Regions from separate parts of the Homo sapiens genome. Here region 1 is linked to region 2. Evidence: chromatin contacts called from ENCODE Hi-C or POLR2A ChIA-PET data. All regions are on one chromosome and are shown on one strand. Each heading gives the region's core, a stretch centred on a gene start or an enhancer-like site at or near the end of the contact. The rest is flanking DNA. Distances are from core to core; before and after follow the strand shown.

Region 1 (5,288 bases), core at 2,294-4,793, 290 kb after region 2:
AGAGGGGACTGAAATGAAAGACTTGGGCCCACTGGTGTTAAGAGTCTGGAAAACACAAGAACGGAACACCTTGGTAACCCGGCGACAATATCCCCAGGAAACAGCTACCTCCCTCCCCTAGGGCTGCGGGACAAGAAAGGGAGAGGGGGCATATCCAATCTGGATGGAGAAGAAGGTCGGGTGGGAGAGTGAGAGTGCGAGGAAAGGGGAGAGAGGACAGAAGCTGGGCAAGTCCTGAGGTCAGCCCGGTCCGACCTCACCCAAACAGAAGTCCAGGAGAGAGCGCTAGTGAGCACTGTGCCTCCACCCCAGGCAGGGATTGACATATCCCTGCAGATGTGTCACCGTGACACATACAAGGCCCAGGGATGGCCTCCAAGCACCACTCCACAGTGTGTGTGTGCAGAGAGAGAAAAAGCACATTCTCCCCCACTGCAGTACTCAAGGGACCAAGAAAAGGGCTCAGCATCCCTTTAATTGCTAGCAGATTCAAAGCTGCAAGTGGGGCCAAGGCTCCCACACCCTCCAAGGGTGTGCAGACACTTCCAAGAGTCACCAGCCCACTGCCAGCAGAAGCTCAGAAATCCAGATTTCCTCACAAATCTCTTAAATGGAACTAGAGAATGCAAATCTAACCCGTCCCAGAAACAGTTCAATCCATGTAAACTGGGGAATGTGATAGGGAATGATGCAGAGAAAAGCCGGCATTGCAGCACAGCAAAGCACACACATCTGGCTGCCTTTTGTGTTTATAGTTTGTATATCCAGATAATCTTTTTATGCAAACAATAAATCTGCATGGAAATAAGGTGCAATCTGCTTTTACATTACTGGGATATATTTTACTTGGCAAACAATTTCCCTGGACTTAAAAGGATCAAAGAAAGGGAAAGGACTTCCCTGGCGCTGCACAACAAAACTCAGGTGGTGCTGGGCAGGGACCAACTAACTGCCCCTCAGAAAACCAAGGACTAGAATGAAGGCAGGGCTTATGGTCCCGGTTCTGGTCCCAGGCTCCCCTCTTCACCCCCTCCAGGGTGTGCCAGACTGTCCCCAGCAGAGAGAGCAGCTCCAACAGTTCCACGGTGTGCTGTGAGAAAGTCCTTTACACCCAGCCGCTGGACCTCACACTCACCGCCCACCAGCCCTGCCACCATCATTCTGACCCCTATTTCTGATTTCTGTTCCCCTTGAGGTACTTGGAGGTAGCTATCATATCCCTTCTGAGCCTTTTCTCCACGGTAATCGCTCGCGTCTTCAACCTTTCTTCACTCTTTTGAGCCACTCCTGCGTGTCCACACAGCTTGTGACCGCGTAACAGACCCAGCACAACTAGGGCGACAGCAAAAGAGGCGGAGCCAGGGTGTGTGCAGGGCACGCCCCTCCCTCCTGCTCCAGGTGAGGTATTTCCACCAGCGTGGATGCAACTGAAACCACGCCCTCTTTCCACCGTCTGGCCCAACCCCAGCCAGAAGCAGCTGATGGGACGGTAACAATGACAACTGGCATTTATGGAGAACCTGCTCTTGTTAGACCCTCTACCATGCCTTTCAGTCCTCACAAACGTCAGAGACCACAAGCACAAAGTTACAGGTGGGGAGCCCCACGGGGATCCCGCTCCAACCAGCCTGCCTGGGGTCACGGAGCTCAGACGCCTGACCACAGTGAAGCTCAGGGACTCCAGTGTATTTAAGCCTCGTTCCAGGAAAGGTCATTGAATAAACCGCTGTTCCTTCACGATGCTTTCCTGATTTGGGCATTGATTTGTTAAATTTAAAATATCATAACAAACAGCAAATCCAAGGAAAACTGCTTCCATGCTTGAAATAACACCCAACTGTCTGGAGAACAGCTATAAATGTGAGGCTCTGGGGAGCAGAGGGAGGCCTGAAAGGCGGGCCTTCTCGCTCAGGGCCCCAACTCGCTGGCTGTGGGAGCCCTTCCAAAAGATGTGTCATGAGAACTAAGCTAATTATCCACGTAATTCTCACACTGGGGTTGGGGCCATCGCCAGGGGAAAGCACAGGTTATCTCAAGAACGCAGCCAGATAGGAGGCTGGGGAGACTTGGACGGGCCACCTTCTGCTTCAGTAACTTGGCCCCAAGCTTTCAGGAGGTCTCTGCTTAGAGGAGGACTGCAGAAAAGAAGGCTGCTGGGCCACTGTCCCAATGTTCCGAGCTACAGGTGGTCACCCATGGAGGGGGGTGGGACCTGCTCGGAAGTCCTCCAGTCTTCCCGCCCCTTCTCCCCTCCCGGCCCTCCCAGGCGGCCCCTCTCCTCGGCCTGCCCCCTCCACCCCGCAATTCTTCCCGTCTCAATTCCAGTCCCTCTCTCTTGCGTCCTCCCGGCTTCCACCCCCTCAGCCTGGCCTCCAAAAGAAAGATCGGGCAGAGCGGTAGGAAAAGGGAAGCCACCGCGGTTTCTGAAAACAAGAATTCCCGCGAGCCAGGACGGTCACGAGGCCGGGGAGGAGGCGGCGCAGCTGATCAAACGCGAATGGGGACCAGCCCTGGCGGGGGTGCGGGGGGGCCCTGGCTGTCCGCGGCAGCCGCGGGCGGGGCGGCCGCTCCGAGGAGGGACGGAAGGGCTGCGTGGCACCTCGCGCTCGAAGACCAGGGGCGCGCCCTCCGCGGGGAGAACTCGGGGCGGCGGCCAGACCCGACGCGACCCCCGGCTCGGACCCTGCAGTTAACTGCTCCCAGACGCTTTCCCAGTGCGCCCGCCCGCCGGCCCTCGGGAGGTACCGGGCAGGGGGCTAGGGCCGGGCCGACCCTGTGAGCCGCTCAGCCCCGGGCGCCCCCGCCCTCCTCGGAAGTGACTCGTCCTCAGGGAGAGTCCGGCGCCCGCCCTGCCGGCCTCGGCCCCTTTCCCGCCCCATTTGGCTCCTCCGCCGGGGGCGCCCCCAGGCTGGGCAGGCTGGCTCCCCGTCCCCCTAACCCCGCCGCCCGGGCACCCCTCGTCTGCGGGCGCGGGGTCCAAGTGTCCCCTGTCCAGGGCGGGCAGAAAGGAGAAGTCGCAATCTCGGTTGAAGTCTCTTCCCCGCCTCCTTCGTGCACTTCAAGGCTGCCTCGGCCCCGCGCCCCTCCCGCGTCCCCGGCCCCGCACCTTGCCGCAGCGGCCCCTGCGCCAGTTCGGACCGGTCCTCGGGAAAGGCGTCGCGCAGGCGCTGCCACAGGCGGCCCAGGTCCGCCAGGCTGCGGTGCAGGTAGAGCACGCTGCGGTCCGACCACTCCGTGCGGATCTCGAAGAACTCCTCTTCGTCGCCGCGCCGGCTGACGATGAGCCTGCGGATGCCGTTCACCCAGCAGCCGCGCACGAACATGTTCACGAGCGACGTGCCCTCAAACACCGCCGAGGCCATGTCGCACGCATGCCCCCGCCAAGGGCTCCCCAGCCCCGCCGCCCGCCCGCCCGCAGGAGGCGCGCCCCGGCCGGGGTCGTCCCGGGTCTGTCCGTGGCCGGGGTCGTCCGGGGTCGGCCCGTCACTCCAAGGAGGCTGCGTATGGCCCGCGTTCGGGGCAGCGGGGCGGCGCGGCGGCGAGTGGCTCGGGCCGGCCGGGCGCGGCTTTATAAGGCGCTTCCCATCGCGGGCGGCGCGGTAGTCGACGTCGAGGTTAGGCCGCGTCCGCCTCCCGCCCGCCTCCCGCGGAACGGGCGCCGCGGGCCGCTCTGGAAAGGAAGAGGTCCGGCTGGCCGCGCCCCCGCCGCCTCCGCAGAGACCGCGCTGCCGCGGCCACGAGAACCCCCGGAGCCGGGAGCCGGGCCGAGTCCCAAGCGCTCGCCCCCGCCTCGCGCCCCCCGCGCCTCCTCCCTCGCGGCCCCGGAGCCGCAGGTCGGTGACTGGACCAGCCGGGAAGGGAGGCGGGGCGGGCCCTGCTTGCCAGGCGCTCGGCGCAGACTTTTTTCTCTTTCCGTTTCGCGATCCTCGGGACCTCCCAGGGCTAGGAGCTGCGCGCCCCACCCGGCCCGCGAGGGGATGGCAACTACCCGGGGTCCGGAGGCGGGGCTGCGAGTGTCGGGGCGGGGGGCGCGGGCCGGGTCGAGCACCGCCCCGACGAGGGCCCAGGCCAGTCCGGCCCGCCCCGGGTTCCCTCCGTGCCTCAGGTCCCCTCCGTGCCCCGCGTCCTCCCGCGCATTCCGGTCATGCCTCAGCCGCGCCAAGGCCTGGGACACGGCCGGACAGACCGCGGGGCAGCCCTCGGAGAAGTGGGAAGAGGGGAGAAAACAGTGGCGAAAAGAAGGTCTCCTGGGAAGGAGCGCCCTGGGAAGCTGGACGCGGTGGGTGCTCTTGAGGGGCCTCAGGAGTGGACTTGGGGAAACCGCCCGCCCTGAAAACTGACTCAGCGGCGCGTTACTGAGGCCGTTCCTAGTTGGAAGAGAATTAATAGCACTTGTTTGAGAATTACAAGTTAGTTCCAGAAATGAATCGAGTGACCTCACAGCCCGTAGGCAGGGGTGGGAGAGCCAGGGTGAGCCCCTCACCTCACCCCGCCCCCGCCCCGGCAGCGCTCTGGAAAGCCTCAAAGCCCAGCGCTGCGCGGAAATGTTAGAGGCCCAAGGCAGGTGGCCTGTCTGGACTCAGACCCGACCCAGATGTCCCCCCAGGTCCCTACCACTCAGTCCCACCTGCCTCGACTCAGTCCCGACCCAGATGACCACCCCCCCCCCGCCCCCACCACGACCAACTTTTATTCCGACTGCGCCAGTGACTTGCAGATAGCATAGCTTCAAATTTCCTCACCTGGTCTGGGGCGGTGAACAGGTCAAGATGGAGAGTGTCAAGAGAGACTTTTGCTTTGTCTATGATGTTTTTATATACACTTGCTAATTAAATGAACGCATATGTTTCCTGTGTAATTTTGTATAGGGGAATAGGGGCCGTGGGAACTGGAAGTAAACAGCCAGTGTGCCAGCAGCTCTTGACTCTAGGTGGTGGGAATAAGTGCCGTTGTAACCACAGTACCAGCCCAAACGGGGCTTACTCTGTTTGTAACAATGTTGAGTTACCTTGCAGGTATAACAGAGCCAAAAACTCTTAAGTCACAAAGCCCAGGCATGCACCATAGAAAAAGATTTGATCTCTAACAAACATCCAGAACCAACTATTCGTCTCCTTGGAACGAAGAAGACTGGGACATGACTGGAACCCGAACATTCGAACTCTCAGAAGGGAAGGGTCTCTTGGCCCAGAAGATAGGGGCTAAAATCCACCTCAACATACCGTACCATAAATGGCCAAATTTGAAGGCCTTCAAACAGATCCTGCCCAGCCAACATTTCTAAGTCC
Region 2 (5,599 bases), core at 2,079-4,578:
GAGAAAGATCATGGAACAGAGCAGGAAAGAGGCACAAAAGGCAGCTTCTCAAACCCTGAGCTTTTATCCACTGAAAGAAGGCAAAGGCTCCTTCCACTTTCTGCTTCTACTTGGGATGTGGGCTGACAAGCACCTGACCCCTGGAACTCCTGCACTCACCATAGTGTACATCCCACATTAGTGCATCTGATACAGTATTCAACATACACAGCAGCACAGGAAAAGTCTGCCTTCCAACATGCCAAAATGTGCTTGAAAAGCTCTTTGAAGCATTTGTTATGTGCTTGAAACACACAGAACACTGGGAAGGCAGTCCTTTATTTAGATCTTTTTTGTCTGTGAAAATCAATATGTCCTTTCTAGGCTTTACTGTATAAGAAAATGTGTGTCTAATTATTGTTCCCAGGTTTCCCCTCTCAGTCTGGCCCAGTAACTGCAACGTGTCATCAAGCATCACCCAAAACATGCCACACACATGAGGGCTGTCTGTGACCCTCTCGAATGCTAATTTAGAAAAACTGCCCAGCTCTCCAATATGCCTCCATAGTCTGCTTTTAAGAACTATTTTTGTTCTCTCCTCCCACCGTGCATGGCTGAGTGTGAATAGCTGTTTCCTGGGTCCTCACTGCCAAGGTAATGGCACTCTATCCCATCTCATCACTTTCAAGTTCACCTCTACTTTGACCCCAGGACACAGCGCTCTTCACACATACTCACTTTGATCCATTATTCTCCCTCTGCTCTAGAAAGACACTTGAAATACTTAACAATGTTGCCAAATCCTCAGTCTGTCAGACATACACAGTGATTTAAATAGTCATTGTTCTTAATTTTTCTTTGCTGCTAAACCAACAAAGAAATATTGCCCTCCGTGAAGGGAAAACAGTCACAGAAACACCTTTAGAAAGCAGGGGGTAGGAGGTGGGTGGGATCAAGGTGAACCCAGCTAGAAGGACCTTCCCCATTACCTTGCAGGGCAGCAGGGGCAGCTCAGTCAGACAGTTCCCACAGGACAGAGCATTTCTGGCCAGGTTGGTACAAGATTAAAACAATGATTATGATGATGTAAGAGTTTATCTTACACATCCATGAGCTACAACTGTTAACCAATGCACACGGGGGGAGGAGGTTACATGCACATTGACTATTTAAAACTGTCCAATTTCATACATTTCGACAAAGCATTTAAAACTCTGCCAGAACAGCCCAGAATGGGTAGCGGGTGGGGTGGAGGAGAGTCTGTATTTACTTTAAAATGTGAATTAATTAGTTTAGACACAAGGAGCAAAACTACAAATGTCTTGATATCTCTTATATGTTAAGAATAAAATTACAGCTGTCTAGGGGCATTGAGTGTCCACCATTGCCCACTCTGTGTTTAGGCCTTCACACTTGTCTCACAACTCCCTTCTGCTACATTTCACACCACGCAATACCTCTGCAAGGGAGCTTTAGCTACAGGACTCAGAGGACAAGGTGCATGTTTCAGCTAAAGCACACCCCCGTTCTCAGTGCCTCAGCCCAAAGCAGCTGCTGTGTAAGAGCGGTGACGGCCGGGGAACACCCAAATGACATATTCTCCGCGTCCTTCCTATACTGTAGTGATGTTTACTGAAGTGCTGAGAAAACATGGGAGGAGACACTGGGGTAGCAAAGCCTAAAGTCAGATATCTTTGGGGAGGACTAAGCATCGGCTGCGGGTTGGGGATTTGCAGGAGTCTTTGCTTCTCTGGCTCTCCAGTTCTTTAGTAGGCTTTACCTGTGTCAAAATCAAGTGCGAGATGGAAGACTATTGCTTTGTGGGAGACCCAGGGACAACTAGCCGGGCAGAACAGGGCTGTGGTCCCGACTCCCCCAGCAGACCTTGAACGACGCCAGTCCGACTCCTCCAGAGGGGGCTGGTGACAGGTCAGCTGCCTCGCCCCGAGGGTGGGGGAAGGGCGCGCTTTCCATCCGCGTACTGGGACAGGAGTTTGGGTGCAAACTAGTAAAGGCTATGGTGCTCCCTTTACACCCAAGTAAAGGCATGTGGTTTGGGGGACGGAAGGAGATTAAGCCAATGCGGAATGCCCTACACACACTCTAGCACCACCACTTTGGGGACTTCGGTTCTCCCGCTGGCTCGGGCTTGGACCTCGGTCTGCAGGGAGAGGGTTGGAGGGACTGGGCGGCTGCGGCCCTTACCTTGCTGACCACGTTCTGGACGAGGCCGGCGCGGATGCCGTAGTCCCATGCGCGGCAGTCACAGTTGGAGGCGTTGTCCCCCTTGTCCGGAGGGGATGGCAGGGGTGGTGTGTCGCCTCCGTCCGCGCCGCTGCTGTTGCTCCGGTTGCCCGCAGCCTCCCAGGGGGCAGTGGCGAAGGGGGTGGTGGGGAGGCTGGTCCAGTTGCCCATGTCCCCGCCCCGGCCTGTGGTGGTGACCCCTGCCAGCTCGGTGCCTTTGCCGGCCCCGCGGCACCAGAAGTTGGGCTGGTCCAGGAGGAACGAGTCCGAGAACTGGCTGAAGCCGATGAACAGCGCCGGGATCCAGGTGAGCAGCACGAGGGTCTTCTGATAGCCCCCGCCCAGGCCCCCGAGGAAGGGCAGCACCGACCCGTCATAGTCCAGCAACAAGAGGCTCGGGGCCGCAGCCGCGGAGCAGCAGCTCGGGTGCGGGCCGCCTCCAGGATGCAGTGGGGGCAGCGGCTGGATCTCCGCGCCGCCGCCGGGGCCCGCGCGTCCCCCGAGGGGCGCCGAGGCCGCCGCGTCCCCGGGCGGCAGGGAGCCGTTCTCCTCGGCCGGGGCCGGCTGCCGCCCAGGCCCGCCGCCCGCCGCCTCGCGCCGCCGGTCTATGGCCATGGCCCGGGCCCGCGGCTCCCGCAGAGGCGCATAGAGCGCGGCGGAGGCTCCGCGGGCGCCCCGGGCACAGCGCGCCGGGCCAGGCGCCTGCAGCCGCTGCCGCCGAGGAGGGCCCGCGGCTCGAGAGAGAGCGCTCGGCGGCTCCGGGTGCGTCAGGCCGCCCCCATGTCACCCGCCGGACCCCGCGCCCCGGGCGCTGCGGCCCCGCTCGGGCGCCGGGCAGAGGCGGGCAGAGGCCGGCCGGGCCCTCAGCCGCCGCGGCTCATCAGTTCCGCGGCCCGGGCGCCGGCTGCCGAGCCCGCCGCTCTCCGCTGCTCCGCGCCGGACGCGGCAGGAGGAGGAGCCGGCGCCGCGCCCGGCCCGCGCCCTTGCCGGCGGTTCAGGGCCCTGCGGGCGGCGGTGCGGGCAAAGGCTGCTGCTCCCGGGGTGGCCGCGCTGTATTTCTCCGACTTCGGGCGCCTCCCGGAAGCCGCGAGCTCTGGACCCAGCCTGCCGAGCCGGCCGCGCTCTCCAGCTCCTGGAGCCGGCCCCACTCCTCCTCCTCCTCCTCCTCCTCCCCCTCCTCCCTGCCCCCCGGCCCGCCCCCTCTCCCCCCGCCGAGGTGGAGGTAACCGCGGCACCTGCTGCGCTCGGCTCCTGCTCGCGAGCGCCCCCTCCAGCCCGGACGCGCGGCCGCCGCCGCCCGGGATCCACGGGAGGGGGGCGGGGGAAACGGGACACCCCGGGCCCGCCTGGCTGGAGGATCCCCTGCCCGTTGCCCGTTTCGCGCCGGGCGGGGCGGGGGAGGAGGAGACGCGCGTAGCAGGGGTCGCCGGCCGGCGACGGGTCCCGGCAAAGTCGGCGTGCGCTGAGAACGTGTGGGCCGGGTCTTCTCTGAGGCTGGGCTCCCGCAGCCGCGCGGGCCCCCCACCCACTCCGCGCGCGCCAGGTCTCCGTGACCTCTGTCTCTTCAGAGGTGCCCGGCGGTCCCGCTGCCCGCGCCCCGCTCCCAGTCCCAAGCCCGAGGGTCTTCAGCCTTCGGGAACAACCCTCTGCGCTTTTTCCAGGAGCGAATAAGGTTGATTTTTGTGTCCGTGGAGCAGGGTCAAGGAGGCGCCTTTGCCAATTTCAGGTCGCCAGTCCCCCGCAGTGTCTGGCCACCTGCGACCCGCCGCACCCACTCCCAAATCGCCATTTCTTCCCCCACTCCTAAGTGCATGCGATGTAAGCACGATGCTGGGATATATCTCCAACACAAGTTATAATACACACAGTATAAACGTGATGGCATTCCCCACCCCCTCCCTAAGATCTTGTATTCACGTTTGGAACGCCGTGTGCACAGGCGCACACATCTATACTCTCACACAAGAAGACAAACCTCTCCCTCCTCTCCTGCTCCAGCGCCAACCTTGCCCAGCCAGCGCTGTATAAATAACACCAGCCCTGCGGCAAACGGCTACATTAGCATATTTCCTCCTGCACCCAGCGCACGCACCAAAGAGAATTATCCGGCACCTTTCAACCCAGCGTCCCCACATTTTGGAGGCATTTCATATTCTGAGAAGTTTATTAATGGAAGTCTTAAATGGAGCAATCCATTTCTAGTCTTATTTGGGGCAAAAAAAAAAAAAATGTTTAGCTTTCCAAAAGGATATATTCTAAGCTCCATATACTGAATGTATTCTTTTGCATTTTCATTATTTGCTCAGCTAACCGCTGCACAATTTAGTGGAATACATTTTTAACCTGCAGTTCAGTGTTAAGGGCAACATGTGTTTACTGCATAAAATGCTGGCACATACGTACCAGAGAACTATTTCTGAAGGCTGCCGGGGGGCGGGTCTTGGGGGACAGGGGAGGTTGTGGACCTTCCTGCGTGGCCGAGAAGGGGTGATTAGATAACAATGGGCGGAAGGGGCCCTAAGGGCTGCAAAAGACACCAGACCGCTGAGAAATGGGTCTGGAAACCACATATATAAAGAGCTGGGGGCTTGGGGCGGGGGGGGACACGATAGTGCACGTTGTGTACGTGGTAATTTTTCAACTTCACATTATTTATTAGCTTAACTTTTCTTTTCCTTCCCTCTCCTCCCCTCATTTGAAGAGCTAATACATGCAAAGTTCTGACCTCCATGCCTGGAACAGAGTAAGTGCGCAATGAATGTTAGACATGTATTATTACCAGTGCTCCTCTTGCCATTACATACAATCCACATTTCTTTTTGAATTGAAATATAACTTTACGGATTTTATTTATTTTCCTTTCAGTGGCTGATTTTCCAGAAGAGGTCCACTTTGTGTCTGGCTCTGCCTCCCTTCCCCCACAGTCACAAGGACCCATTTGTTTTCTTGTAACTGATCACAAAAGGAGCATTGCCATTGACCTTAATGGCCCTTCCAATCAGAATAACTATCATAGCCAGCGTTTCAGAGTTGGCTTTCAAATTCACACTCTCACTCAGTCCTCACATTCAGCGCCCCAAGAAGTGGGCTTTCAAAGAGAAACAGCAAGGATCAGGTGACTGACTACCAGATCAAAGAGTTGGTCCCCAGCTGAGCCAAATATCTGGTTTTGAACCCAGATTTTCTGACTGGACATTACCGGATTTCTCCATTTCATCATACAGGGGCAACTATAGGGAAGAGTTTACAAAGATGTTTGTTAATGTGCATTTTTACGTGGGAGAAGCCCTGGCCCTAGGAAAAGAGTTTCATTGTGAAGATGTTATTAGTCTTTGTTCGCAAAAGGTGGTAAAAATCCTCAAATGGTACATTCTTA

The links. A loop is a pair of places that touch in the nucleus more often than their neighbours do. ChIA-PET counts read pairs that join two places held with the same protein, here RNA polymerase II (POLR2A). Pooled maps may share reads with other maps.
Region 1: a map of B cell shows a loop between it and region 2 (6-fold over the local background). The contact joins the promoter of PXDC1 here to the promoter of SLC22A23 in region 2. A Hi-C loop is called at or near these places in 43 of 168 maps with a recorded cell type or tissue (A673, B cell, CD4-positive, alpha-beta T cell and 32 more), 2 of 37 single-sample maps with no recorded cell type and 36 of 50 pooled maps. POLR2A ChIA-PET finds 5 or more read pairs at or near these places in 1 of 52 experiments (MCF 10A).

Annotation. Positions count from the first base shown.
Region 1 is chr6:3,748,170-3,753,457 of GRCh38, forward strand. It overlaps PXDC1 (PX domain containing 1), which reads right to left and starts at 3,544. Exons shown (of 5, transcript NM_183373.4): 1 at 3,107-3,544. The coding sequence starts at 3,362. RefSeq lists silencers at 2,768-2,847, 3,598-3,837, 3,888-4,057.
Region 2 is chr6:3,453,722-3,459,320 of GRCh38, forward strand. It overlaps SLC22A23 (solute carrier family 22 member 23), which reads right to left and starts at 3,329. Exons shown (of 10, transcript NM_015482.2): 1 at 2,185-3,329. The coding sequence starts at 2,838. LOC643327 (a long non-coding RNA gene) reads left to right here and starts at 1,982. Exons shown (of 2, transcript NR_147844.1): 1 at 1,982-2,530. RefSeq lists silencers at 3,097-3,326, 3,387-3,606.